2 separate regions of the Homo sapiens genome follow, and region 1 is linked to region 2. The links are chromatin loops, found by intact Hi-C in ENCODE. Cell type or tissue: ovary. All regions are shown on one strand.

Region 1 (2,500 bases), 110 kb after region 2:
TGGCCCTGTCTCCCAGGTGTGCAGGAACAGGAAGCACAGATCCCCTGGGTGGGCCGTCCCTACTCCCGTGCCTTGCTTCCTGGGACTATGCTTCCTGCCCCCCTCCCTGGCACGGTGCGCCGTGGACCGGATGTGAGTGTGGCGTGTGCTGGATCCCAGAGGTTGGTGTCCGGCTCCAAGGGTGTCTTCTCCAAGCCCATCTTTCAGTCTCACCAGTGCATTCCATTCTCACCCCTCGTTTGCTGGAAAATGGATTCCTGGGTCTGCAGTAAGGGTATGCCAGATCCCATATGGGTAGCTTGAACTCTCCCTGAGCTCTCAAAGATTGATGTTGGCTGGGGGCTGCAGGCTTCTGCAGAATAGCCAGGTGACCCACATTATGGCAGAGGGCAGGACAATTATAACAGGGCAAGACCTTAGATGATCCTACTGTCCATCCACATGAATGCCAACTGCTTCTGATCCTCCTTTCTGAGAATGGGAACGGACACACTCGCCTGGTCAGAGCCTGCCTTCTCCCCATCTACAGCCATACCGCTCTGCTCTGGCAAAGACATCGCGTCTGGCCCAGCAGCTGCAGCTGGGGCTAGGGCTTGGTTGGGTCTGTGGGAGCCCACGCAGTCCTCGAGGGTGTGAGCTTCTGGAGGGACTAGACTGGTGGATTCAGTGGGGTCTGAAGAGGCTCACACTCCTGATCTTTTAGGTATTTGACAGTGGCAGGAATTTCTGTGTTCCCAGGATGCAGTACGATTTTTGACTTACTGTCTTGGCTGGGGAGGAGGAATGTTTCGATGGCTTCTACTCACTTTCCCTACGCTGTCACAGCTGTTATCCATGGGTGAAGAGTCGGTACAAGGTGGTGCCAATTACCAAGTATGTCCATTCCAATCGTATGTTTGAGAAGGAGGGAGGTGATTCTTGGTGACCTGAGAACCTACTGTGGTCCATAGCTGGCCAGGACCTCCTTTATGATCTGGCCCCCAGGTGCTCTCCCTTGAACAGATGAGCATGCTCAGGTCCCCAGGCATCAATGTCAACCCAGACACAGAGTCCCACAGCCCTCTAAGTGCCTGACATTCCTCTTTCCCACATGGCTTTGAGGTCCCAGTGCTTCCATCTGGCCTCTGTTACTTCATGACTCTGTCGTCCTCATTATATCAGAGCCTCGTTCTGCAACACCACCTCCCGCCGTCAGCCCCTCTCCCCCTGAGCTTCTCAGTGAGCTGATGCCCCCTGATCGCTGCATTCCTTGTTGCTTTGGTCAATGGGATGTCCCCAGCACCTTTCTGCTGAGCATAGTCAGTGGGGACTTTCTGGCCTCGAGCATCAGGTCCCCTCTGGCATGGCCATTTCTCTGAGTGTTTTGATCCCTTCTTCCAGCCTCTGGCTCTGTGGTTCTAGATTTCCACTGCATTTAGTATGGGTCGTTGCTTTCTCCAAGCTCCCAAGGGCCAACACAGCAGCATGTTAGCACTGTCTCCTGGGGCCTCGCCAGGATGCTAAACCCTGGATCAAGGACAATGCTCCCAGATGAATAAACTCTCCCTTGGCCAACCCATGTTCCCCTGTCCTGGATCCAGCACCCTCGGGATCTGTCTTCCATGTCTTCTACTGACCTTGCTCGTACCCAGGAGCTAAGTTTTGCACCTCCTTTAGGCTAGAGTCCCTTTCTTCTCGTCAGGGGTCCAGCCCATTCCTAGTAGGGTGATTTTGTGACTTATGCCCAGTCTGGTGAACTAGGAAGGAGTTAGGAGAAATATATATATTTTTAAGGCTAAAATATACCATGACTGATTGTTTCTCTGTAAATTCAGGTCTATAGCGGTCTTAATCTTATTGATTTTCAATCAGTCTCTTTTTTTTTTTTTTTTTTTTTTTTTTGAGACAGAGTCTTGCTCTGTTGCCCAGGCTGGAGTGCAGTGGCACGATCTTGGCTCACTGCAACCTCCGCCTCCTGGGTTCAAGAGATTCTCCTGCCTCAGCCTCCTGAGTAGCTGGGATTACAGGTGCCCGCCACACGCTCAGCTAATTTTTGTATTTTTAGTAGAGATGGGCATTCTCCATGTTGGTCAGGCTGTTCTCAAACTCCTATCCTCGTGATCCACCCACCTTGGCCTTCCACAGTGCTGGGATTACAGGCATGAGCCACCACACCCAGCCAATCCGTCTCTTCTTTATTTCATGTTGAAAATCCTAGTTCCCAATATCAGGCCTTTAGTTTTATCTCACAATACATATCAGGAGTCTGAAGAAGTATACCAGCACTGCCATCAACAATGCAATGACTGAACCGACTTTAAGTCTCCATGGTTCTTTTTGTCCTTTGAACATGGATATTCAAATTGTAGTCTTCATTCTCAACGGTAGCTTTCAGCATTATGAATAGTTAAGACAAAAATCCCGAAACAATGCATTGTTCCATTTGTCCCCAATTCTACTTTGTATCTTTTAGGAGTATTTAAAAGTTTCTCTCGTTTTTGATATTTTTGTTAAATTTTCC
Region 2 (2,500 bases):
GCCAGGAAAGGGCCGGGCAGAAGGGGCTTTGGGTTTTAACCTAACTCACCCCGACTGCCTGCTTCTTCACCCAGCCATCATGGAACGTCTCTGTGCCTCTTCCCTGCTCTCGTGGAGGCCTGGGTCAGGCAGCTGCCCAGAGGCAGACGTGCACTGTGACCCTAGAAGACTGTTCCAGACAGGCCAGCCCAGGCAGAGACAAAACAGGGACCTGCTCCTCATTGGTGTCACGACCAAATGCAGGGGATTTGCTAAGGGAGGCGCAGCCATGAATTGGGAGCCAGCTTCGTGCTCTGCCACTCCTTCTTGCTAATCCCTCGAAAATCCAATCAGAGCTGTTTCCCTCCATGAAACCAACTGGACACAGCACATACTGGCCGGACCTCTGCCAGCATGGAGTGGATCTTTTTTCTGTTTAAAGAACCAGGTTTCAAATGTTCTTAATAAAACGTTTATATATATCATGCAGGGTGCAAATAAATATTTTAATATAATTGGAAGAATGTAGAGAATTGTAAAAAGTTATGGAAGTTTTACTTCTGATTGGCCAAGACTCAATAAACTCTGGTTTGATGTACTCTAATTTATAGGCGTGCAAAGCCAACTCTTTGGCATCAGAGAGGCCGTTAACGTTGTAATGATGTTTAAACGCTGACAAATGAGCTGCTTGGGCGGCACCTTCAGCCCTGAGAATGGAACTGTTGGAGCTGGAGGACTTGCCTGTCCCCAGCTTTCTCCCTTCCTCCCGTGCTGGTGGAGCAGGTTAAGGGCAGGAGGACTGTTCATTGGGGCGACTGCTCCCCATCGGTTGAGGGGAGGGCACAAAGGGGACCCATGGCTTCTTTTTCACTGTTGTCCCTAATTATGGTCTTTCTCATTAAAATAACAAGGACCATTTCTGCTAGAAACGCTGACACATGTTTTTACTTTTCTGGGCCGATGGAAACCACATGTAGAATCCATTCCTTCCTTTTTTCCCTCCAAAATGCAAATGGAAGAGCTGGTCCAGGGGGTCCCCGGTTGCCCAGCCCTGAACAGAGGCTTGGGGAAGCCCCCTACTCCCACGCCAAGACGTGACTTGCGCTTCTCTGGGCACTTTGTGCCAGCCCTACCAGGGAGTGCTGCCCCGCTCCCCAGGTCTCCCTCTGCTTGCTGGCACTGGGCACTCCCAGCAGGCATAACCCGAGCAGAGCTGAGTGGTTATTTATAAACTCTCTTGAATGCCAAAGCGCCAGGAACAATCCATTCCCCCCGTTTGCAGGAACATACTTTCAGCATAACTCATCACTTTGAAGATGGGTCCAAACTTTTGTTCACATTTATTGACAGGAAGTTGTTTTTCAAAGCTCAAGTCAGCAGGCAGGCCCCGGGCCAAGAGGCTCCGCCACCTCAAGCTGGCGCGGCTCTGAGGGCCCATAAATTGTGTTAGCCTCCCACCCACCCCTCTCTCTCCCTTTTTCCGCTAGAATTTGCCCAGAGGTTGAACATTACGTTTTCCCTTTGTAAAGTTTCTTCTTAAACTTTTTCTTTCTTTCTTTTTTTTTTTTTTAAGAGAAAATCACCTATTGGAAGTGTTAAGAGGTTCTTTTCCTCTCTGAAATTCTAACCCTTTATGGTGCTCTTGAACTTCCTCTTTCCCGCATAAGCCACTCTGAGCCCTCCTTACTGCATGAAATTTCTCGGCCAAGGGTCCTCCTTCTCATCCCCCTACTTGAGCCTTGAAGCAAGAATGTCCTCCCGGGCTCTAAGAGCTCTGCCTCTCCCCAGGCCTCTCTCCCCTCAACTGGGAATCAGGAATCCTAGGGCAGGTTGTCCCAAGGCCTGGAGGGGCCATCAGGCAGGAGGACTCAGTGATGTGGGGTCTCCTGTGGCTTCTTAGCTCTCTACTCACCCCACACATTTACCCTTTGGGGCTGACCTGGGTGTCCATGACTTATAGATCTAATCCTCCCCCAACATCCCACTAATGTTCCCAAATTGTCCCGCCCCCAGTGGGACCCCTCCATTCCCCTTTAAATAGACTCTTCTCCCTACAGCCCTGAGCTCTTCCAGTTACCCCAACCAGGGACCTGGGGGTCATCCCAGACCTCTCCCAGATTCCTGCCCCTGGTTGGGCACTGAGTCCTAAGTGTTTCTGTACCAAATTTGTCTTCCTACCCCTTCACCACTGCCTGGTTTCAGGCCCTGCTCCATTTTCGGGGTCACTCCCAGACCTCGGCAGGCCAACTTCTCTGTGTCCCAGATGCCTTTTCTGTAAATCGGGGCAATGTCAGTGCCCACCCCACTGCGTGGTGGCAAGCATTTCATGGGCTCATGTTTGCAAAGCACGCAGGATGGCTCTGGGCATCTTAAGTGCCACAGGTTGTTCTCCTGCTGCCGCTTTTCTTGGGTCTCTGGGTCACCCTGTCACTCTGAGTCAGTCCATTCCTTATGCAGCCACCGAGAGGACCTTGAAACAATGCACAGCACATTCTGCCATGCCTGTGCTTGAACCCTGTGC

The links. A loop is a pair of places that touch in the nucleus more often than their neighbours do. Peaks named below come from ENCODE experiments on the same cell type or tissue, not always from the same donor. Only the 100,000 strongest peaks of a DNase experiment are listed, where the experiment ranks them.
Region 1: it touches region 2 in a loop (1.9-fold over the local background); 4 of 110 quality-filtered maps call a loop at or near these places.

The regions. Positions count from the first base shown.
Region 1 is chr2:238,703,496-238,705,995 of GRCh38, forward strand. No RefSeq gene overlaps it. Among named protein-coding and RNA genes, the nearest start is that of LINC01937, 15 kb to the right of the region's middle. In ovary, no CTCF peak of the experiment used is centred here; no DNase peak of the experiment used is centred here.
Region 2 is chr2:238,596,050-238,598,549 of GRCh38, forward strand. No RefSeq gene overlaps it. Among named protein-coding and RNA genes, the nearest start is that of LINC01107, 42 kb to the left of the region's middle. In ovary, no CTCF peak of the experiment used is centred here; a DNase peak (open chromatin) is centred at 1,232.